Linked DNA regions of Homo sapiens: all the other regions are linked to region 6. A link is a loop called in an ENCODE intact Hi-C map of the cell type or tissue named here. Cell type or tissue: endothelial cell of umbilical vein. All regions are shown on one strand.

Evidence for each region. A loop is a pair of places that touch in the nucleus more often than their neighbours do. Peaks named below come from ENCODE experiments on the same cell type or tissue, not always from the same donor. Only the 100,000 strongest peaks of a DNase experiment are listed, where the experiment ranks them.
Region 1: a loop joins it to region 6, with 10 times the contacts of the local background. A loop is called at or near these places in 8 of 110 quality-filtered maps.
Region 2: a loop joins it to region 6, with 5 times the contacts of the local background. A loop is called at or near these places in 13 of 110 quality-filtered maps.
Region 3: a loop joins it to region 6, with 9 times the contacts of the local background. A loop is called at or near these places in 58 of 110 quality-filtered maps.
Region 4: a loop joins it to region 6, with 9 times the contacts of the local background. A loop is called at or near these places in 11 of 110 quality-filtered maps.
Region 5: it touches region 6 in a loop (19-fold over the local background); 107 of 110 quality-filtered maps call a loop at or near these places.

The regions. Positions count from the first base shown.
Region 1 is chr10:6,237,012-6,241,011 of GRCh38, reverse strand. It overlaps a transcript of PFKFB3 not described here. Among named protein-coding and RNA genes, the nearest start is that of PFKFB3, 36 kb to the right of the region's middle. In endothelial cell of umbilical vein, no CTCF peak of the experiment used is centred here; a DNase peak (open chromatin) is centred at 1,581; H3K27ac peaks cover 1,609 bases.
Region 2 is chr10:6,273,693-6,277,692 of GRCh38, reverse strand. It overlaps a transcript of PFKFB3 not described here. Among named protein-coding and RNA genes, the nearest start is that of LINC02649, 51 kb to the left of the region's middle. RefSeq lists enhancers at 1,999-2,438, 2,589-2,698. In endothelial cell of umbilical vein, no CTCF peak of the experiment used is centred here; a DNase peak (open chromatin) is centred at 2,232; H3K4me3 peaks cover 325 bases; H3K27ac peaks cover 1,672 bases.
Region 3 is chr10:6,012,438-6,016,437 of GRCh38, reverse strand. IL2RA (interleukin 2 receptor subunit alpha) reads left to right here. Exons shown (of 8, transcript NM_000417.3): 8 at 3,542-4,000. The coding sequence ends at 3,566. LOC124902368 (a long non-coding RNA gene) reads right to left here and starts at 980. Exons shown (of 3, transcript XR_007062042.1): 1 at 907-980; 2 at 106-174. In endothelial cell of umbilical vein, a CTCF peak has its summit at 2,106 (motif pointing left); a DNase peak (open chromatin) is centred at 2,087; H3K27me3 peaks cover 36 bases.
Region 4 is chr10:6,149,510-6,153,509 of GRCh38, reverse strand. MIR3155A (microRNA 3155a) reads right to left here and starts at 1,314; the gene lies at 1,233-1,314. It overlaps MIR3155B (microRNA 3155b), which reads left to right and starts at 1,248; the gene lies at 1,248-1,303. It also overlaps a transcript of PFKFB3 not described here and the pseudogene RN7SKP78. RefSeq lists an enhancer at 1,895-1,944. In endothelial cell of umbilical vein, a CTCF peak has its summit at 1,899 (motif pointing right); a DNase peak (open chromatin) is centred at 1,879; H3K4me3 peaks cover 220 bases; H3K27ac peaks cover 519 bases.
Region 5 is chr10:6,107,345-6,111,344 of GRCh38, reverse strand. It overlaps RBM17 (RNA binding motif protein 17), which reads right to left. Exons shown (of 12, transcript NM_032905.5): 6 at 2,603-2,659; 7 at 1,218-1,359. Among named protein-coding and RNA genes, the nearest start is that of RBM17, 20 kb to the right of the region's middle. RefSeq lists an enhancer at 2,840-3,535. In endothelial cell of umbilical vein, a CTCF peak has its summit at 2,235 (motif pointing left); a DNase peak (open chromatin) is centred at 2,204.
Region 6 is chr10:6,399,986-6,403,985 of GRCh38, reverse strand. LOC124902370 (a long non-coding RNA gene) reads left to right here. Exons shown (of 2, transcript XR_007062044.1): 2 at 2,185-4,000. It also overlaps a transcript of PRKCQ not described here. Among named protein-coding and RNA genes, the nearest start is that of LINC02656, 52 kb to the right of the region's middle. In endothelial cell of umbilical vein, a CTCF peak has its summit at 1,995 (motif pointing right); a DNase peak (open chromatin) is centred at 2,185; H3K4me3 peaks cover 344 bases; H3K27ac peaks cover 538 bases; H3K27me3 peaks cover 196 bases.

The DNA of each region.
Region 1 (4,000 bases), 160 kb after region 6:
AATCACTTGAACCTGGGAGATGGAGGTTGCAGTGAGCTGAGATCATGCCATTGCACTCCAGCATGGGCAACAGAGTGAGAATCTGTCTCAAAAAAAAAAAAGAACATTCTACAACATACCTGACTAGTACTCTGCAAAAGCATCAAGGTAATAAAAATAAAAAGGAAAGAGTGAGAAATTGTCACAGATTGAAGGAGTCTAAGGAGATAAGGTGACACCCTGGACTCTGGATGCTGAAACAGAAAAACGGCATTAGTGGAAAAACTGGTGAGACCTGAATGAAGTCTGTAGTTTTGTTACTAGTACTGTACTAATCATGTTAACTCATAGTTTTGACAAGGGTACCATGTTGTTGTAAGATGTTTATATTACGGGCAGCTGGGTGAAACATAGACAGGAACTCTCTGTACTGTCTTTGCAACTCTTCTGTAAATCTAAAATTATTTCAGGCCAGGCGCGGCGGCTCACGTCTGTAATCCCAGCACATTGTGAGGCTGAGGCGGGCGGATCACCTGAGGTTGGAGTTCGAGATCAGCCTGGCCAACACAGTGAAACCCCATCTCTACTAAAAATGCGAAAATTATCTGGGCGTGGAGGCGGGCACCTGTAATCCCACCTACTAGGGAGGCTGAGACACAAGAATCGCTTGAACCCAGGAGGCGGAGTTTCCAGTGAGCCGAGATAGTGCCACCGCAGTCCAGCCTGGGGGACAAAGCGAGACTCCATCTCAAAAATACATACCTACTTACATAAAATAAATTATTTCAAAATAAAAAGTTTTCCAAAAACCATCTAGTCTAAGCCCTTTCTTGTACATGTAAGAAATCTAGGAATGCTAACTTGCAAACGTCCTGCATCCTAGCACTGAGCATGAGATAAATAGGAGCTTGGCCTATTGTTTGCAAAGCAGTAAAAGACTATTGTGAATGTAAGCAAACTTCTCAGTCTGTTTTAGAAAAGGGTGAATGTGGAAGTTGGGGATCCGAAAACATTCCCTTAAAATTATCTATGCAAATGTACCCCTCAGAAATTCTTCATTGTCAGGCACGGTGGCTCATGCCTATAATCCCACCACTTTGGGAGGCCCAGTGGGGCAGATCGCTTGAGTCCAGGAGTTCGAGATCAGCCTGGCCAACATGGTGAAACCCCATCTCTACTAAAAATACAAACATTAGCCAGGCGTGGTGGCGCACACCTGAAGTCTCAGCTACTCGGGAGGCTGAGGTGGGAGAATGGCTTGAGCCCGGGAGTTCAAGGCTGCAGTGAATCGACATCATGCCACTGCACTCCAGCCTGGGCAACAGAGCAAGACCCTCTCTCAAAAAAAAATATTAGAAAGTCTTCATGTTCTCCAGGAATAGGAAATCCCCAAAGATGCTGTCTGGAAGAGGTAGGGAGGGAAAAACACATAGCCTTACAGAATGGACATCTGGTCCCCAACGTTATGTGAGCATCTTGAGTTATGACCCACTCCAGAAAATCTGTTGTTCGTCTGGACACTGACAAACCTCTCCACAGCCCCAGGGACAGGAAACCCTGCTTGCTAATTAATATGCGACTCAACTCCCTTTCCTGTGATCTGCTGACTCATGCAGGAGCATCCTGGCAGTCTGTGGAGCCCTTAGGCTGTGATGTGACTCATCTGCGAGTCTAACAGACCTGGTTTATCTCAGTTATGGCTGAGCAAAATCAAGCAGCGTCCTTAAGCTCTCCTGACTACAGTTCCATATCTGAAAGGTGGGGATAATAGCATCTACCTTGCATTTGAAACGCCGGGCATGCATGCTCAGATGAATAACTACCACAGCGGTGCTCTCTCTGTGCCAGGAACTGTCAGGCGTGTTTCATTCATATTTCATCTTCCCCAGTGGGGCAATTCTCAACCCCTAAAGTCAGAAATACCATCCGACCCAGCAATCCCATTACTGGCTATATACCCAAAGGAATACAAGTTGTTCCGCCATGAAGACACATGCACGCGTATGTTCATTGCAGCACTACTCACAATAGCAAAGACATGGAATCAACCCAAATGCCCATCAATGATAGACTGGATAAAGAAAATGTGGTACATACACACCATGGAATACTATACAGCCATGAAAAGGAATGAGATCCTATCCTTTGCAGGGACATAGAAGGAGCTGGAGGCCATTATCCTCAGCAAACTAATGCAGGAACAGAAAACCAGATACCACATGTTCTTACATTTAAGTGGGAGCTAAATAATGAGAACACATGGACACATAGAGGGGAACACCACACACTGGGGCCTATCAGAGGGTGGTGGGTGGGAGGAGGGAGAGGATCAGGAAAAATAACTAATGGGTACTAGCTTACTGCCTGGGTGATGAGATAATCTGTACAACCAACCCCCATGACACAAGTTTACCTATTTAACAAGTCTATACATCCTGCACATGTACCTCTGAACTTAAAATAAAAGTTAAAAAAAAAAAAAGATTTAGTTCTCCCAATAAGTCTGAGAACTATGGCATTCCTTCACATCTTTTTTTTTTTTTTTTTTTTTTTTTGAGATGGCACCTCAGCCAGGCTCAGTGGCTCACACCTGTAATCCCGGCACTTTGGGAGGCCAAGGCAGGTAGATCACCCGAGTTCAGGAGTTCAAGACCAGCCTGACAAACATGGCAAAATGCTGTCTCTACTAAAAATATAAAACTTAGCCGGGCTTAGTGGCATGCACCTGTAATCCCAGCTACTCAGGAGGCTGAGGCAGGAGGATCACTTGAACCTGGGAGGTGGAGGTTGCAGCGAGCTGAGATTGTACCACTGCACTCCAGCCTGGGCAACAGAGCCAAACTCTGTCTCAAAAAAATAATAAATAAATAAATAAAAATTTCTCCAAAGACATTTCTCAGGGACTGCGCCAGGGGTCCTCTTTAGTCCCAAGGGCTGAAGTGTCATATTTTGAGGCGATTCGGGTGTCTTTATGGGGGTTTTCTTTTCACCTGGTCTTAGGAGTATGTCAGAAACTGTAGGTTGAAACCAGCGCCTTCACAAATTGTCTAGACCATCAATGAATTGACTGGAAAGACCGGCTCACACACCGAGAACAACTGAATCCAAACCCACTTATGTTGTCTTGCAAAATATGAGCTTAAAATGAAGTTTATAAAACAGTCTTTAGCTGGGCGTGGTGGCACACGTCTGTAATCCCAGCACTTTGGGAGGTTAAGGCAGGCAGTTCACTTGAGCTCAGGAGTTCAAGACCAGCCTGGGCAACATGGCGAAACCTCATCTCGACAAAAAATACAAAAATTAGTTGGGCGTGGTGGCACATGCCTGTAGTCCCAGCTACTCGGGAGGCAGAGGTGGGAGGATGACTTGAGCCCTGGAGACGGAGGTTGCAGTGAGCTGTCACACCTCTGCACTCCAGCCTGGGAGACAGAGCAAAACCCTGTCTCAAAAAACAAACTTTAGAACTCACAAGTATTGTGAAATTCAGATTTTGAAAACTCACAGAAGGCTTTGAATTTTTGTTAATACAATATTTTTAATTCAAAAAAAGTTACTTTCAACGACATCTTTGCTCACATTTCCTTTCTTCTATAAAGCCTTCCTAAGCCTCCTTCTGCAAGCTGAATGAACGCCTCACTCTTCACCAGCACATCATCTGGGTCTTCTCCCCAGCACTGGTTATCCATTTAGTGACAGAGCCCACTGCGGGCCAGGTCCGTATGGACGATGACGGGGCACAGGGAGCTGCCCTGCTCTCCGGGATCTTAGGCCCAGGTTCAGGAGACAGAGGGCAAGGCATTCAACACACACTGCGAAAGGTGTGCAGGGACTCGGGAGACGGGAGGCCTTTTTGGCATAGGCTTTGATAACTGAATGGGGATGGGGAGGAAGTGTCGGGGAGAACCCCGGATAGCTGGGGAGACCTCCCAGGGGAGGGAGCGGCACTCTCGAAGGCCCTGCGGTGGGTGCACGTTGGCAAGTTCGAAGACCTGCAGGAGGCCAGTGTGGCCGGAGCTAAGGG
Region 2 (4,000 bases), 130 kb after region 6:
ACAATCATGGCAGAAGGCAAAGGGGAAGCAGGCACATCTTACATGGCCAGAGCAGGAGGGAGGTGCGGGGGCAGGGATATGCCACACACTTTTAAACAGACAGATCTTGCAAGAACTCTGTTGTGAGCACAGCACAAGGGAAATGATGTAAACCATTAGAAACCACCCCCACGGCCGGGTGTGGTGGCTCACACCTGTAATCCCAGCACTTCGGGAGGCCAAGGCAGGTGGATCACTTGAGGACAGGAGTTCAAGACCAGCCTGGCCAACATGGTGAAACCCTGTCTCTACTAAAAATACAAAAATTAGCTGGGCGTGTTGGTGTGCACCTGTAATCCCAGCTACTCAGGAGAATCGCTGGAACCCAGGAGGCGGAGGTTGCAGTGAGTCCAGATCGCGCCACTGCACTCCAGCCTGGGTGAAAGAGCGATACTCTGTCTCAAAAAAAAAGAAAAGAAAAGAAAAAGAAAAAAGAAAGAAAGAAAGAAAAAGAAACCATCCCCATGATCCAATCACCTTCTACCAGGCCCCACCTGCAGCACTGGGGATTACATTTCAACATGAGATCTGGGCGGGGACACAGATCCAAACTGTATCACATACAATATGATTCCATTTATGCAACATTCTGAAATGACAAAATTACAGCAATGGGGAACAGGTTAGTGGTTGCCAGCAGGTGGGGAGGAGAAAGGAGGGAAGGTGACTTGAGGCTCTAGAGGGGTAGCATGAGGGAGCCTCCTGGTGATGGAGCAAAATCAAGATATATCTTGATTTGGGTGATGGTTATAAGAATCCACACATGTGATAAACCTGCCTACAACTACACACACACACACACACACACACACACAAATACATATAAAATGGGAAATCTAGGTAGGTTCTGTGACCCAATCTCAATATCATGGTTGTGATATTGTACTGTAGCTATGTAAGATGTCACATTGGGAGAAACTGAGGGAAGGGGACAAGGACCTTCCTGCACACTTTTTGTTTGCATCATCCTTGAATCTATAATTATGTCAATTTTTTTTTAATTGAATTACTCCTCAAGTTTTTTCCTTTATTGGAGGCTATTTAACCCCACTTGCAGCTGCAACATCTCAGCTGTTGCCCAGAGAAAGCGAAGTTCATTGGTACTTGGCCGACCCCAAATTGGAGTTATTGTAGCTAGTAGTTAGATAAGGCCAGCAATTAATCTGTAACTATCCTGTCTGCAGCTAAATGATAGTCTCCCATACAGAGATTTCTCTTTTTGGCATTTTTTGGTTTGTTTCTTGGGATTTTTTTTTTTTCTGAAGCATGGCCCTTTTATGAAATAGATCCATAAACACATTTTCCACTTTCATACATTTGCTAAGTTATGATCTAAAATATTTTTATGACACATACATATAAATAAACAACAACCCCTCCCATTCTAGGCCATGTTTCTGTTTGAAGAATTATCCCATTTGTTATCCTATTTCTATAGCATGCCACCCATGAACCTGATTCAAAGGCCAAAATCCCACAAAATAAAGATAGCATTTGGCTGATAATCCACTCCAAGCAAACAAAGCCTTCTCTTGGGTCAGTAGAAGTTTTGGTTCTGTTTTTACCAAAAATCCTCTCATTCCCTAAAGACAGACTCTGTCTTTACGCAGTCTATTTGTCAAATACAAGGTGCCATGAATTGGGAGACATCTTGATTTCAAGCATGAAATAGCAAGCATATTTCGAGGAATGAGATACTCCAGCATGAAGAAAGCCTGTCTCCGAATGGGTGGGCTGCAGAGGGAGCACCACCCTCCACATGGAGAAAGCATAACCCCTGCGTGTATTTGAAGAGCCATATACCCCTTAAGCCATTAAAAAAAAAATGTTTCATTCTTGATGATGTAATCCTCTCTATGAAAAATACAAAAATTAGCCGGGCGTGGTGGCCCATGCCTGTAATCCCAGCTACTCAGGAGGCTGAGGCAGGAGAATCCCGGGAAGCGGAGGTTGCAGTGAGCCAAGATCGCACCACTACACTCCAGCCTGGGTGACAGAACGTGACTCCATCTCAAAAAAAGAAAAAAACCCACAAGATCCAAACCAAGGTTTCCCTTTTGCACAATAAGAACGCGTGTGGGGAACAATTGTGTGGTTCTTTGCACTGCCCAGATGAGCTCATGAGAAAATTCCCAGCAAGAGCAGCGCCTGGGTGATGGCGGTGAGTCACCGGCAGAGGCCTGACTCCATCACAAGGCTGGGGACAGCGTTCCCGGCATGCAGTGTCAGCTACTTCCTGGCATGGAGTGTCAGCTACTTCCTGTCTGAGTCAGGCGCAGGCCCCGAGGGTGGCTCCGCTGAGGGAACTGGCACCTTCTCCACACACCTCCTTCGCCGAGTCACAGACAAGCTATGCAGAGAAATCTACCGGAGCCACGGCAAGGCTCTGGAAGAGGACAGAGAAGGGAGCAGCTTCCAGAGGCCACATCGGTTTGTCGCCATGACAACAGAGGGGCGGGGCCGTGACCACCTGCCCCTGGCACAAGGCCCCCAAGTGCCGAAGGGTCACTGAGTCTTAAGCAAAGAGCAAGAGGCATCAGCCTCATGGGACAATCCACCCAGAGTCGCCTAACCACAGACCCCAAAAGTCCCCTAGTGGACACCACCCAGTCCAGGAACAGATCAAATTCAAGAATATGTAAACTTGGGTGGGAAAAAAAATCTTTTCCTCCACTAGCCAGGAACTAATATTTAGCATTTTCATTATGAAGATAGGCAGCATACCACATGAGCAGCCTCTGTGTCGGTCACCAGTAAAAATCATAATATGTTCATGGCACATGATGGTTATTGCAGTTTTGTTTTTTGTTTTTTTTTTGAGACAGAGTCTGGCTCTGTCACCCAACCTGGAGTGCAGTGGTACCATCACAGCTCACTGCAACCTCGACCACCCGGGCTCGAGGGATCCTCCCACCTCAGCCTCCAAGTTGCTCGGACTATAGGCGTGTGCCACCACACCCAGCTAATTCTTTTTAGATGGGGTCTCACTATGTTGCCCTGGCTAGTCTCAAACTTCCGGGCTTAAGCAATTCTCCTACATCAGCCTCCCAAAGTGCTGGGGTTACAGGCATGAGCCACCACACCCAGCCTGTTGCAGATGTCTTGAAAGAGTATTTACCCTTCATCTCTACTGTGAAATTACGGTTGTTTTCAGACTTGCCACTATTGAATGCATTATTAAAGTGGTACATATATTTCTACATCGTAAATGTTTATATTTGGCATTTTGATATCAGTATTTCAAGAGTTCTCTCCTTCGTAATCCAAAGTGTGTTATTTTTTAAATGTAAACATTATTCTAAGAAGGGGCTCAGGATCAACCCTGGAGGACCAGAGGGGCTACAGCACACACAAAAAAGCTTCAGTACACTGTATTAGTGTGCTGAGGATGTCGCAACAAAGTACTTCAGATGGAGGGACTTACACAACAGTTTTTTAATTTTTTTTTTTTTTAGAGATAGGATCTCGCTCTGTCACCTAGGCTGGAGTACAGTGCTGCAATCATAGCCCACTGCAGCCTTGACCTCCTGGGCTCAAGCGGTCTTCCCCTTCAGCCTTCCAACTAACTGGGACCACAGGTAAGTGCCACCAGGCTCAGCTATTTTATTTTTTGTAGAGACAGGTCTCCCCATGCTGCCCAGGCTGGTCTCAGTCTCCTGGGCTCAAGTGATCCTCCTGCCTCAGCTTCCCAAAGTGCTGAGATTATGGGAATGAGCTGTCGCACCGGCCCACAACAAAAATTTATTTTCTCCTGATTCTGGAAGGTGGGAGTCCAAGATCAAGGTGTCGGCAGGACTGGGTCCTTTGAGGCTGCGGGAAGGAGCTATCCAGGTGTCTGTCCTTGACCTGTAGTCAGCTGTCTTCACTCCCTCTTCTCATCACCTTCTCTCTGCATGTGCCTGTCTCCAAATTTCCCTTTTTTATAAGGACATCAGCCATACTGGATTAAGGCCCATCCTAA
Region 3 (4,000 bases), 390 kb after region 6:
ATTTTGTGCTACTGTAACAGAATGCCTGAGACTGGGTAACTTATAAAGAACAGAGATTTATAAAGAACAGAGATTTATAACTTATAAAGAACAGAGATTTCTTACCATTCTGGAGGCTGGGAAGTCTGAGGTCGAGGGGCCCCCATGTATCAAGGGCGTTTGTGCTACGTCATCCTGTGGCAGAAGGCAGAAGGGCAAGAGAGTGAGAGACAGCAGGAGGGGCTGAACTCAGCTTTTATCACAAACCCACTCCTGCAATAACAACATTAATCCATTCATGAGGCAGAGCCCTCGCGACCTGATCACCTCTTCAAGATCTCACCTGTCAACATTGCTGGATTAGGGATTAAGTTTCCAACACCTGAGCTCTGGGGGATGTATTCAAACCACAGTAAGTGGTATTTAGTATGTTTGCAATGTTGTACAGCCATCCCCACTGATTCCAGAATACTTCCATCATTCCCAAGAGAAGCCCCACACTGCCAAGTTCCCCATTCTCCCCAGCCCCGGGAAACCACCACTCTATGTTCCGTCTCTATGGATTTGCCTATTCTGGACATTTCGTGTAAATGGAATCACGTGGCCTTTTATGTCTGGGATAGTCGTACGTTTTAAAGCCCCTCAGATGTATCTAATACATATGCATCCAGGTTTGACAACCCTACACCCGGCCATTGGTTTTCAAACTTGAACTAGCACCAGAATCATCTGTAGGAACATAAAGAAACGATAAATGTTTGAGATGATGGATATGCTAAATACCATGATCTGATCACTGTACCTTGTAGGTATCAAAGCATCCCTACATACCTCATAAATATATATAACTATTATGTGTCAACTTAAAAACATTTGTTGAAAGAATCATCTGGAGGCCTTGTTAAAGCACAGATTGCTGGGTCCCACCTGTGGAGTTTCTGACGCAGTCGTCTTGCTTAGGTCCAGGAATCTGTATTTCTATCAGGTTCCCAGGTGATACTGACGCTGCCGTTCCAGGGAGCAGACTCTGAGGATCACCGCACTAGGCTAACAGCATTAAGAATCAGGGAAGCTGGCCAGACTCACGCTTGTAATCCCAGCACTTTGGGAGGCCGAGGCAGGCGGATTACTTGAGGTCAGGAGTTTGAGACCAGCCTGGCCAACATGGAGAAACCCTGTCTCTTCTAAAAATACAAAAATTAGCTGGCTGTCATGGTGCGCACCTATAATCTTAGCTACTCGGGAGGCTGATGCAGGAGAATCGCTTGAACCCAGGAGGCAGAGGCTGCAGTGAGCTGAGATCGTACCACTGCACTCCACCCTGGGTGACACAGCAAGACTCTGTTTAAAAAAAAAAAGAAAGAAAGAAAAAAGAAAAGAAAGAAAAAGAAAAAGTAAACTCTAGAAACTCCCTCTGTCTCTCTCTTGATTATCCAGGGCCTCCCTGACCCCTGCCAGCATCCACTCTGGCCAACCCTGATACAAACTCCACAGTAAGACCCTGAGAAAATACAGATCCACTCCCCCAAAACCAAAGCCCTTAGCCCAGCCAGAGAGAAAAATAAAATATCTCTTCCCTTCTTATATGGGTCATCAGGTCCATAACATACTCCTAATTTTCCTCATGGGAATTAAAAAGTATAAATTACTGCAGTGCAAATGATAAGCCCCCTAGGGTTATTGTAGCAGGAATGATTCATATACCCGGCAGTCTACCAGTTTCTCTAAGGGGTTAGCTGACTCCTAAGGTGTCATTTTAGGCTTCCAGGAGGGGAAGGATGTGACGTGGCTGACATGTTGTACGTGTACTCAGTACTTGCATCCTCTCCTTCCTCAGGCTGAACACCTGACAAGCCTTAACACCTTGCAAGGATTTTTTTCATTTGTTAGTTTGAAGATCAAAAGCCTTCGGGCCCAGAGGACAAAGCTATTTGGAAGTAGGAATGGTTCAGTGTTTATGTTGTGAAACAAATAACTGTGTGAACCTATGTGAGTTCCCACAAGGTCTCCCAGAACTACAATCTTTGGGGAGACTCAAACATACATCTAGAAATGACCCCTCTAGTCAGTTTGTCCAAAAGCCTTCCTAGAATCTGATATCAACCCATGGTGCCCTCTTGTGGCAACAGAAATGCTGCATTTGAATTACCGAAAGATCACTGTAGCCCAGCCAGAGAGTTTTGGTTGGGGAAATATTTTTTGTTTGTTTCGGGCAATGACCAGGAGCCCGTGATGTGCTACAGAAGGCTCACAGTGGCTTGTGAGAGCCAGCGGTTAAATTTTCGGGACTTCTGCAAACTGGTTTTTAAGCATAGCCATTATGGAAAATTAAAGTATTTAGGCTGGGAGCAGTAGCTCCTGCCTGTAATTCCTGCACTTCGGGAGACTAAGGTGAGAGGCTCGCTTGAGACCAGCCTGGGCAACAAAGTGAGACCTTGTCTCTACAAAAACATTTTAAACTTAGCTAGGCGAGGTGGCACATACCTGTAGTCCCAGCTACTGGTAAGGGCGAGGTGGGAGAATCCCTTGAGTCCAGCAGTTCAAGATTGCAGTGAGCTGTGACCATGCCACTGCACTGCAGCCTGGGTGACAGATTGAGACGCTGTCTCAAAAAAAAAAAAAAAAATTAAAATATTTAAATTTACAATTTAATAAATTATATTAAAAACAAAGGCAAGAATTACTTACAACTGATCACTTCCTAATTATTTGCTACCTTTTACTGTTATCTTTGTTCGCTGGGTGGTTTACATCTATTGTGTCCGCATGGTGGAAATACCGTTTGACGGTGGCTACCGCGCATCTCTTCCCAACCGCGTGATCAGTGATGTCACATTGCCAGCTGGAAGCTGTGTGTGGAGGGAGGATTGACACCAGGGAAGACAGGCAACCGTCATCAGAGAGCTGCTTGTTAAACATCACCAGCACACCTCTGCTTGGAGTCTTGTGCTATGGGAACTCTGTGCAAAGTAGGGAGTAATTAGAAATTCCCATGAGCCAAATAAGAACTGGGAAAAGGCTAAGACCGTATTGTCCAATACAGTAGCCACTAGCCACCTGTGGATACTTAAGTGTATTTAAACTCAAATAAATTAAATACAATTAAAAATTCAGTTCCTCGGTTGCACTAGCCACATTTCAAGCGTTCCCTAGCCACAGGTGTCTGTGTTATCGGACAGCACAACTGCAAAAGATTTCCATCATCTCAGAAAGTTCTATAGCACAGTGCTGGCTAGAAACCAAGTGCTTTACTGCATGCACATCATTTAGCACAGTTAGTTGCTGTTTATTATTCCTGTTCCACAGCTATTGTCTGCCATATAAAAACTTAGGCCAGGCACAGTGGCTCACACCTGTAATCCCAGCACTTTGGAAGGCCGAGGCAGGCAGATCACAAGGTCAGGAGTTCGAGACCAGCCTGGCCAACATAGCAAAACCCCATCTCTACTAAAAATACAAAAATTAGCCAGGCATGGTGGCGTGTGCACTGGTTTAGAGTGAGGACCACATTTTTTTGGTGCCGTGTTACACATATGACCGTGACTTTGTTACACCACTACAGGAGGAAGAGTAGAAGAACAATCTAGAAAACCAAAAGAACAAGAATTTCTTGGTAAGAAGCCGGGAACAGACAACAGAAGTCATGAAGCCCAAGTGAAATCAAAGGTGCTAAATGGTCGCCCAGGAGACATCCGTTGTGCTTGCCTGCGTTTTGGAAGCTCTGAAGTCACATCACAGGACACGGGGCAGTGGCAACCTTGTCTCTATGCCAGCTCAGTCCCATCAGAGAGCGAGCGCTACCCACTTCTAAATAGCAATTTCGCCGTTGAAGAGGAAGGGCAAAACCACTAGAACTCTCCATCTTATTTTCATGTATATGTGTTCATTAAAGCATGAATGGTATGGAACTCTCTCCACCCTATATGTAGTATAAAGAAAAGTAGGTTTACATTCATCTCATTCCAACTTCCCAGTTCAGGAGTCCCAAGGAAAGCCCCAGCACTAACGTAAATACACAACA
Region 4 (4,000 bases), 250 kb after region 6:
CGTTCACCTGCTCACCAACCCAGGGAGGTCACCATGACCTCCTACCAGCCACTCAAAGCATCTACCAAGGACCAAGCCACACAGGCTTACCCCATTCACATGTAAGCTCCATGGCCGAGGTTTGTCTGTTTTGTTCACTGCCGCAGCCTCTGCACTTACATCCGCCCCTGGCCTACTGGGCACTGCTGAAAGGACCGAAGAGCTTATGGAAGTGACTTCAGTTGCATCATAAATGAGGGTAGGCACCCGCAGGACAGGGCAGCCCATCGGCCTTTCAATTACATTTCTTGCTTTTCTCTGTTCTTATTTCTTTCTTTCTTTCTTTCTTTCTTTTTTCTGAGACAGAGTCTCGCTGTGTCTCCCAGGCTGGAGTGCAGTGGCATGATCTTGGCTCAATGCCTTCCAGTTCAAGCAATTCTCCTGCCTTAGCCTCCCGAGTAGCTGGGATTACAGACACCCACCACCATGCACAGCTAATTTTTTTGTATTTTTAGTAGAGATGGGGTTTCACCATGTTGATCAAGCTGGTCTCGAACTTCTGAGCTCAGGTGATCTGCCCACCTCAGCCTCCCAAAGTGCTGGGATTACAGGCGTGAGCCACCGTGCCCAGCCTCTTCTTCCTTTTTTTAAAGACAAGGTCTCTTTCTGTTGCCCGGGCTGGAGTGCAGCGGTACGATCAAGGCTCACTGCAGCCTCAACTTCCCAGGCTCAGGCAATCCTCCCACCTCAGCCTCCCAAGTAGCTGGCACTACAGGCACATGCCTCCACACCTAGCTAATTTTTTAATTTTTTATTTGTAGGGACAGGATCTCACTATGTTGCCCAGGCTGGTCTCACTCTCCTGGGCTCAAGCAATCCTCCCACCTCAGCCTCCCAAGTAGCTGGGGCTGCAGGTGTGTGCCACTGCACCTGGCATACATTTCTCGCTTTTCTACTGAATTTCCTCAGCTACCAGATCCGCAGCCCTCCTCTATTCATGGGTTCGGAATGTTCCTCGTGCAAACGTCCCAGAGAGATTTAGCCCTTGCAGGTGGCTAGTTATCGTGATGCCTTCCACCCTCCTACCAGACGCTTCCTCCCCTGCTGCCTGGCTTGGGGAGCCTCCATGGAGGCTCAGAGGCTCCACAGCAGTGTGGACGGGTAAAGCCTCCAGCAAGGCTTCTGCCTCACTTGGACCACCTAGAACTTGCCGCAGGACCTGAATCACACTGGAGACCGGCTGCAGGAACTGTTCCAGGCATCAGTTCCCACTGCAGAGCCTGGGAAGGGAGCTGTCCGGCTCCCCAGGCTCTGCAGTGGGAGGTGATGCCCGGAACAGGCATCTCAAAAGTGTGGGTCACCACCCATTAGTGGCCTTGAAATCAATTTACTGGAATAAGACCAGAATCTTTCTTAATGAAATGGAACAGACTAGAAAACATCAGCATGTACAGTATTGTCTGAGGTGAAGTATTGTTTCAGGACATTTTTTGTCTAGGCATCAAGGCAGAAACTATCAAATCAGAATTTCTGGGGCATCAGGTTTTTTTTTTTTTTAGCTCCCCAGTTAATTCTAATGTGAAGCCAGGAACAGGAGCTGCAGGAGGGCGGTTCTGTCCTTCCGAGAAACAAGGCGTCCCCACCACGGCTGTGAGCCAGTGCCTGCCGCCCGACAGCCACAGCACTGTGGCACTGAGGACCAGCTTTCCCTGAAGTCCGCCTGCATCAAACAGGTCTACCCCATGCCTAGGCAAGACCTTCCTCTTTCTCACTTCCTTTTGAAAGTCCACACTTCTCAGGGAGCGGGGAGGGTACCCTCCCGACTTCCCGTTTGCCCCTGCCTGCCTGATTGGATCTTTCTCCACTGCTGTGGCTGGACAAGCCTCTGGGACGACTTCAGCAGCCTCAGGAGAGGACTTCCAGAATCTGATCGCCAGGGGTCAGTATCTCAAGCAGACAGTCACGACAGCAGACCAACTCCACCCTAAGAAAGCACAGTTGTCAGTCACCCCTCAAACAGAGGTAGCACCCCAGTGTCCTCACCAATGCAAGGGGCCACAGCCTCTGGGAAATCTGCTTCTTGCTTCTCTGGCCGAGGACTGGGGCATACAGGACCTCACTTTCTGACAAGTGAGTGTTGAAGCCCAGGCCAGGGGGAAGTGTGTTTTTGAACTGTCATGTCAGAGCACCTTCCGGAGCTACAGCTGGAAAGGCTGCTTGCGGAAGTGCCAGGACGACCAAACCCCGCTGCTCTTCAGACACCTTGTGGCTGCCCCAACCAGAACCTTGGATGCTCCTGGGGCCACGCCCCCTAGCTCAGACCCGCACACAAGATACCACCAAGACTCATACACACTGCCAGTGGGGAGCTACGGTAAGTGGGATGGTGTTCCACAGACTGGGGCTCCCTCCCTGTGTCCGTCTCCCTGCTGTCCTGGTCCACCGTCTCAACCGCCCAGCTGGAAATCTTGGAACTCTTCCCCTGCCGTCATGAATGATAGGCAATTTTTGCTTTTTGTTGTTGTTGTTCTGAGACTGAGTTTGGCTCTGTCGCCCAGGCCAGGGTGCAGTGGCAGGATCTTGGCTCACTGCAATCTCCGCCCCCCCAGGTTCAAGCGGTTCTCCTGCCTCAGCCTCCGGAATAGCTGAAATTACAGGTGCCCGCCACCATACCTGGCTAATTGTTCATACTTTTAGTAGAGACGGGGTTTCACCATGTTGGTCAGGCTGGTCTCAAACTCCTGACGTCAAGTGATCCACTCGCCTCGGCCTCCCGAAGAGCTGGGATTACAGGCGTGAGCCACCACGCACAGCCTGGGTATTGTCTTTATTTTAAATTACGCATGGGGAAATGCCATCATCTTTCAGCATTTAGGGTTTATAAGGATTTATTATTATTGTTATTTTTGAGACAGTCTCGCTCTGTCGCCCCGGCTGGAGTGCAGTGGCCACGATTTCAGCTCACCACAACCTCCGCCTCCTAGGTTCAAGTGATTCTCGTGCCTCAGTCTCCTGAGTAGCTGGGATTACAGGCGCCCACCACCACGCCCAGTTAATTTTTGTATTTTTAGTAGAGACAGGGTTTCACCATGTTGGTCAGGCTGGTCTCGAACGCCTGGTCTGAAGTAATCCTCTGACCTTACTCAGCCGTCCAACGTGCTGGGTTACAGGCATGAGCCACCGTGCCTGGCCTATAAGGATCTTAATGTGGCTCTGCAACTACTCATTCCAAAAGAAAATGACAGATTAACCAAGTAGAAGAATTTATGAAACACTTGCTACCACCAGGTCCAATATAAGCATGAGGTATAGACCGTAACTCAAATAGCTCTCCAAGTTACCATGCAGAAAGCATTCTGAGAACAAATGAGTGTTCCGGTCTGGTTATGGGACAAGATATGCCTGCAAGAGGTGCTATGTGCATAGAATCAATGGAAAAGGTGACAGAAAAGGCATGAACTTAAAAGGCGTGAAGAGACATCCAAACCCCAAGTTTATTGCAGCGCTATTCACAACGGCCAAGACATGGAATCAACCTAGGTGTCCAACAACAGATGAATGGATACAGAAAATGTACATATACAACATGGAATACTACTCAGCCATAAAAAAGAGTGAAATCCTTGGGATGGAACTGGAGGATATTATAGTAAGGTCACACAGTGCATTTTGAGAGCTTGTTTGGAGGTTCTAGCAGGGGAGTGCAGCTACTCGTGTACCCTTGACTGAAGATGAGTCCTCCTCTATTGGGGATGGTCATCCTCTTGGACCGAGCACACAGCTTTGGGAGGGACGCACATGGAGTGGTGAGGGAGGAAGGGGACACCCACCTAGCCAGCCAGATCAGCCAAATCAACCCTGACGATTACTGGGGTGACAGATGTCACAGCCAGATTGCCCTCACATCCCACACAGTGCATTTTGTATCTTTTTTTTTTTTTTTTGAGAGGGAGTCTCACTCTGTCGCCCAGGCTGGAGTGCAGTGGCACGATCTCGGCTCACTGCAACCTCTGCCTCCTGG
Region 5 (4,000 bases), 290 kb after region 6:
ATTATTTGTACAGCTGTTAATGGTAGAGCTGAAACTGGACCCCACAACTCTCAGTCACTGCTTTCTGTAACAACCAAATGGCTCTCACACTGCGCTCTGAGGCGCAGCATGGGTCTGAAGGGCACCCCAACCCCATGACCACTGCTGCTTAGGGCTTAAGCCACAAAATCCCGCTTCAACTGGAACTGCACCTACATTACTTCTTGTATTTAATTCCCTTAACATTTTCATTTGAACAAGCTATTCTAGGGCTAAAAAGACCAGAAACTGCTGAATGGTACCATCTTGCATCTTTCCTAAGCACAAGTTAAAGATGTAATTCCTGGTTAAAAGCAAATTCGCTAAAAAGTCAGTTTTTATCATAAACAGGGAAAACAAAACAAAACAAAACAAAACCAGCTTCATGTCTGTCCAACCCTCCAGTACACAAAGCTTCCTGCAGCCACGGCCATGTCCTATGTCTGCACCATCCAACATCGTCACCACTTGCATGTGGTCACTGAGCACTTGAAAGGAGACTAGTGAGTTTCAACCCCACTCACTGTCTCACCGGCTGCATTTCTGCTACAGGCAGCAGCCAGCAGATGCAACACAGCACAGAACAAAGCCTTCATGTGATACTGCTTCATGGGACAGCCGTCTCACAGGATCAAAGTCAACAACACAGAATATCCTCTTAACCAAAATGTTTGCCAAGCCCAGCACAGTTTAAAAAAATCCCCAAGCCCCACCTGAGCGTCAGCCTTACAGTCAAATTTTATATGCTGGCAAACATGTCAACTTGTAGTTAGAATGACCCCGAGTTTTTTAGACCAAAGGTTTAGAACCATGACCTGAAAGCAAATGGCCCACTTTATCAGGAAAAAAAAGGTATCACCTGCCCTTTGGAGACAGTAAGTCAGCTCTGATTCATATGAGCTATTTTATTTGCAAACGTTATGAAGGCAAATGTAAACATTAATCAGGTTCTGTGCCTGTCTAGGAAAATAATGTTCAACATCAAAATGAGTCAAAACTTCTACTGGGAGGTTGCTGTTTTGAACAAGCCCCATCATTACACTGGAACACGCTCCACACGATTGAGGCAGGTACCGTGTGACCTGCACACACCAAGGGTCCTGAATGTCCTCAGTTTCAAACAAGCTGCATCTATTGAAAGGGCTATCAACGCTTCACACTGTCTCTCAAGTCCTTAGATAAGAACATTAAATCATTACCCCATGTTAGCGAGGAAGGAGTTGCTAGGTCCGGTTGGAGATCTCGGTCTGTCTTGTTCCTCGTACACTGGGGGAGGAATGGCTGCTTTGGAAGACTGTGATCGAGGTCTTGAGTCCTCTTCATAAGGAAAATCTCGGGGTACTATTGGAGAAAAATAAAGTAGGCTCACCAAAATACTATAGAAAACACTCTGAAACCTCACTTGTATCAATTATTTATCTTGAACAAATTTAACCTACTTTTTGGTTTACCACAAGGAGAGAAAAACACCAAATCAATTTTACAGCCTTTATACGACTTTTTTTAAAACCACAGAGGGAGGACGCTACTTTCCTGATTCTAACTTTCCTTTTGCTATTTCTATCTCCTCAAACGTCTTTTTTATATCTTACTGAAATGTTATTCACCCTTTAAAATCTTCTTGAATGAATATTCTTGCCGGAAAGATGTTCTGTATGTTCTAAGGAGATACAATCTGGCCATCTTTTGACTCCTGCAGTAACTTGGGTGCACCTGTCTAGACCCCGACCTCACTATCTCATCAGCTCATGGCCCACAAAGGTGTCCGAGGTTAGGGGCTACGCACTGGAGCGGTGGCTTCAACCCTAGTTAGATGAAAGTCAGTAGGACGCTTTAAGACCATCCAGATGCCTGAGCCCCACTCCCAGAGACTAGTTTCAATTGGGGTTTATTGTTTGTCTGTTGTTTTCACATAATAGGTATTTCATAATATCTTAGAAATTATCTTCTTTAAAAGATAAAGAATTCAACAAGTTTTAAAAAGTACTATAAATGAGAATATCTGCTTGGGATAGTTTAAGTATGGTCCAATCCAGAGAATGGGAAAATGACCTAGATGATATTCAGAAGTCCAGTCCCAACCCCCAAATTCTAGAGCAGATCACTGCGAGAAGGAACAGTGGGTGAGGGTGTTTTGGCAACGCAATGACACGCAAACCCACCTGCAGTGAAATGGAACGGGAAGAAAAAATCTAATCAAGGAAGGCATTGCCACCTTGTGGAGGATCATGAATATAACAGCCTCTAAACCTCTGAGTTAAAAAACTGTAACGATCTGCTGTTTTAACTCCAAATGAATCTAACAACAAATAAGAAATGTTAATGAAATCAAAGTGAATTGCATAAAAAAGAGATGGATCCCACTGCATGAAATCCAAGCCTCAGAGCCTGGCGTAGAAAGGTCTCTCTCTGCAGGAGGGCGCTGCATTCTGAGATCCAGGTGCGGCCTCAGGTGACAGAGCCAGGCAGGCTTGCAGGCCGTTTCCCTCTACGCTCAGGAAACCTGGGGGCCCAAGCTGAGATCCCCCATGGTTGGGTTAAAGACCTGTATCAGAATAAAAGAGGAAGAAACAGATCTACTTACACTCTTTGTCTTTCTCTACCAGAGAAGTGGGTGGGGCAATGGCAGCTCCGCCCATACCTGCAAAACCACAAATCCAAGCATTAAAGGAGGTTTCCGATGCCAGACTCCCAAACGACTATGACACACCATATATCTATCACCCACCCCCCTAAGAAAAAACTAAAAAAGGAGGACCTGCTACTTCAGATGACCTCCTGCTACATATGAACAAACCTCTGATGCTAGGATTTAAAATGTAGAAAAGTGGCAACACTCCCTCAGATATGCAAAATTGTTCCTTCATAAAAGGAACTCAAGAGCCCCACAATGTAGTCTGCAAATGAATTTTAAGGCAAAACAATACAACCAAGAGAACCAGCAGTTACTTAAAAAGAGAGTAATGTAACTATTTACCGAGAGCAATACCCATTAGGCCCTTTATACACATGGCCTCGTTCAGGCTTCACAGACCTCTGAAGTAGATATTACTGCATCCAGTTTACAAATAAGAGAATGATCAGAGGGGAGTGAATCAACAGAAAGGGAGTAAACCCAGCTCCCTGCGTTGCCATATCTCCCCCACCACACAGCACGCTCCTTTTCCAGTGTGCAAACCACTGGAACTAAACACATATTTGAAAGCGTGGGTCCTTCTGGCTCCTGAAGAAACTGCTGCGTGTTGTCACTATTCCTGGTGTATTTCCTGGACAACGAATGGTGAACACAAACAAACCAAAAGAGATAAGACAGATCTTTTTATCTGGTATCCGACAACTGGAAGGAGAACATCAGTGGAGACCACAAGGAATTTTGCATTAGGCATAAGTCCTAACATATATGGATTACGTATACATAATATTACATAATACATATGTATTATGGCTTAATCAACAATGAAATAAAAACAAAATGTAAAACTTTAAAAATTGATTACAAAGTCATGCTGCATCAGCACAAAATGTTTGACAAAAGAAATTATTCTGGCTGGACGCAGTGGTTCACTCCTGTAATCCCAGCACTTTGAGAGGCTGAGGCAGGCAAATCACTTGAGGCTAGGAGTTTGAGACCAGCCTGATCAACATGGTGAAACCCCATCTCTACTAAAAATGCAAAAATCAGCTGGGCATGGTGGCACACACCTGTAATCCCAGCTACTTGGGAGGCTGAGGCAGAAGAATCATTTGAAACTAGGAGATGGAGGTTGCAGTGAGCCGAGATGGCGCCACTGCACTCCAGCCTGGGCAACAGAGCAAGAGTGTCTCCAAAAAAAAAAAAAAAAAAAAAGAGGCCGGGTGCAGTGGCTCATACCTGTAATCCCAGGACTTTGGGAGGCTGAGGTGGGTGGATCACTTGACGTCAGGAGTTTGAGACCAGCCTGGCAAACATGGTGAAACCCTGTCTCTACTAAAAATGTAAAAA
Region 6 (4,000 bases):
CCCTAATGTCTTATCTGTCACCATAGAGATTGTAAAATCATGAAGACCTGTTGGCCTAGCATCTGTTCTTAGGAGGAAATAAATGAGTGTGTGTGTGACTTTGGGAACAAAGTATTGCTGAGGCTAATGATTACTCATTCATTTTTTTTTTCATTCATTTATCCCTGAAACAAACAATTATCGAGCACCAACTATGTCTTAGGCACTGGGAATACAAAATTCAGTTAGCATCATGCAGACCCTTTAGCTGTCTCCATTTCAATAGGAGAGATAAACACTGGATTGCAATACATTGTGCTCAGACACAATAATAAGAGGTGCGTAGATTAAAATGGTCTGACACAGCATTTGAAACATCCATATAACACCTTTCCAAAGCTTCCTCAGGCCATGAGCATGGGGAGAAGCTTTGTTTCTGTGGTTACCAAAGGTCTCATCTTAGACCCACCAAAGTCGGCAGAAACCTGAGAGTGAGCCGGGAACTCACGGTTCAGGGACACTGGATATGCCCCAGAGATAGCAGAGGGGAATGAAGACATGAATGCTGAGCTGGGCTCTGCAGGTGTTGGATGGTCAAACCAAGCTGCCTGGATCATTATATAAAAATAACATCAGAAGCACTTTTCTCTTTTCCAAATAGAAGGGACCCTACTCCATAGCCTTGCCCTACTCCGACTAAGACACTGGCAGCGAACTCCTTAGTGTTTGCCACACTATGGTGTCCTTGAGAAGTCTGAATCCTGCCGCACCCCACCTCTGAGTGTCCACCGTCTGCACATTGCCGGAAACTAGGTGTTTTAGCACAGAGCTTCAGGCATGAGAGCGACCAGCAGGGCCGGCCAGTGCCCGGTGCTATGCCTGGCTTCCTTGCCCTGCATGTTGATTGGCAGAGGAGATAAAACACAAAAGGAGCACCAGTGAAGGGATAGGAGAGTAGAGCAAGGTAGAGAGGAAGGGAGGACAGGAAGCAGGGAGGAAAAGCAGCAGCCAGGTGGTCAGGAGATAGTGTGCAGACACTGAATTAAAAAGTGGTCCTAATTCCCTTCATGGAATTCTTTTTGTTTCTATTTGGTTTTGAGACAGAGTCTCATTCTGTTGCCCAGGCTAGAGTGCAGTGACACAATCTCAGCTCACTGCAACCTCCACCTCCTGGATTCAAGTGATTCTCCTGTCTCAGCCTCCAAAGTAGCTGGGACTACAGGTGCCCACGACCACACTTGGCTAATTTTTGTACTTTTAGTAGAAACGGGGTTTTGCCATGTTAGCCAGGCTGGTCTCGAACTCTTGACCTCAAGTGCTGGGATTTACGGGCATGAGCCACCCTGCCCGGCCCTTAATAGAACTCTTAAAGGCCACACAGTGCTTCACTTTATACAAGAAAGCTCGGAACAGAAAAAGTAGTTACTGCCACTCTTCTTTGAAATTGTTAAGTCCCCTTTGCTTCTTTGGGTACACGGAGAAGTTGCCAAGGCAACCCGAGCAGGGAGATGCGGAGTCAGGCTTTTCTGTCTGTGTCCTTCATGTTGGGTACAGTGCTTCACACATGGTAGGCGTGAGGGAGGAAAGAGCGGAAGGAATAGATGAAGCTCAGCTTTTTTTTTTTTTTTTTTTTTTGGCATTGAAATTGCACTCTTTTGGGGTTTTTTAAAATTATAGTTTAAGTTCTGGGGTAGATGTGCAGAACACGCAGTTTTGTTACATAGGTATGCACGTGCCATGGTGGTCTCCTGCACCCATCAACATTAGGTATTTCTCCTAATGCTATCCCTCCCCTAGTCCCCAATCCCCCAACAGGCCCCGGTGTGTGATGTTCCCCTCCCTGCGTCCATGCGTTCTCATTGTTCAACTCCCACTTATGAGTGAGAACATGCGGTGTTTGGTTTTCTGTTCTTGTGTTAGTTTGCCGAGAATGATGGTTTCCAGCTTCTTTGCAGCGTCTGTGTTCTTCCAATAGTTCCCAGCCGCACTATTTTGGACTTGAGTCACTAGAGGGAGGCAGAGGAACATGAAAAAGCTGCAGTTTCCGTCCCTGCTGGGCAGGGCTGCCTCAGACCTGAGCTGAGGACTCAGGAACTTCAGTGACCAGGCAGGATTAGAGATGGGAAGAATTCCAGGCTTCAGCCTTCCCCTTAATTCAAGATGTGTATTCTGCCTTTAATCAGAGTGTAACCTATGTATTTGTAGGAAATAATAAGAAAAAAGCTGCTTATTGCAGAGCCATGTAGAATTATCGGGTGGAAGTCAGAGAAAGAGACGGCGGGTCAACAGCTCCCAGCAGACAGCGTGACTCAGCAGGAAAGCCCGTGGGAATCAGAGCTTTGGGACCAGAGTGCCCTGGCCCCGCAATCCTCACCAAGTGGCTGGCGCTCAGAACCCCAGGTGTTGTAATCAGTAAAAGGGTGGCGGTAATCACTTCTACCTCATTGGGTTACTATACAAAGCACGAAAATGGATCAATATTTAAAAAAAAAAAACCAGCCCTCTCCTAAAACAGAGGAGAACTATATGGATGTCAATCCAATTATTACTATTAACCATGTGTTCAAGTCATGAGGTTGTCTACTTAATTATGTCCTTAAAGTTTGTTGACCTTAAATAAGGTGATACAGAAAATATGATGAAGTATGGGGTTTATTTGAGTACAGAGCTTGAGAACGGTCACCCGGAAAACACAGACCCCAAAGGGACATGCTCTAAAGTGGGGAAGCTAAGGCTGTGCTTACATAGGTAGAGATGGTTTCGGCAGGTTGCAATGTTTTCCGTGCAAGGCTAGATACATGTCATAGCGATTTGATTAGGGTGGCTTGCTCCATTCCATGGAAGATGGCTGTAATGTTCTGTGAGGACAAGAGTAATGTTCTGAGGGGTCACCACTCAGAGGGTCTTATTTCTGGTGCTACTCGGTCATTCCTAATCGTTTACGGGAAAAAGCAGAAGTTGCAACGGCATGCTATGTGACTCAGTCCATTTCTCTCAAGGCTCAGAATAAAGTTCCAACAGTTTTAAATTTGAATTATTTAATTTTGCAAGTTCTCCAGAAGACAGTAAGCTCTAAAAGGGAACGAACTATGGTCGTTGTTCTTAGCATCTAACATGGTACCCATTCAATATTTTTTCTTTCTTTCTTCTGCTTTTTGTAGAAGTGGGGTCTTTCTATGTCGCCCAGGCTAGATTTGAACCCCTGGGCTCAAGCATCGTCCCACCTCAGCCTGCCGAGCACCCAGGACTGTAGGTGCATGCCAGCTGGCAGATTTTTTTTTTTTTTTTCAGTTTCTTAAATGAATGAGTAAAAACACTTACATGTAGCCAAACCATATAATTTACTAGCTAAAATGAGCCTTTTTTTTTTTTTTTCTGAAAGGAAGCACTGTTAGCAATTACTCCAGGAAACAGGTTAAAAGCAGAACTGTCCTGGGCCTGCCGAGACACGGGACGTGGGATTGCTCGAGAGATCCAGCTCTCGCTGTGTGTTGAAATATAGTTCAGGGCACACTGCTCAGGGCTGGGACTGCCCTGCGTATATGACAGTATTAAGTCATCTCACCTGCATAACAACACAGCGAGGTTGGTACTGTGACTACTCACATTCAACAAATGTGTATGGACCACCTGCTGTCTTCCAAGTCTTCCAGAATCTTGGAATGCATCAAAACACAACAAGCAAGATGTCTGTCCTTTCAGAGCAGGAGATGAGGAAGACAGACAGTAAATCACAAACATAGCAAACAAGTAAATTACATAGTTTGCTAAAAGGTACTGGGGCTACAGATGAAAGAAGGGCAGAGCCGGGGGATTCAGTGTTGAATGAGGAAACTCAGGTAGAGAACACCAAGTCAGCAGCCGACATCTCCAGCTGGCTAGTAACAGAGCCCCATTCTAACTTGGGCAATCTGGCCACGTTCCTGCTCTTCACCTGGACTCTGCCTTCTCTTTCAGTTCTGACGTGCGTCAAACCGTGCAGCATGTTCAAATTCATTCAAATCCATCAGTGGCACAGAAG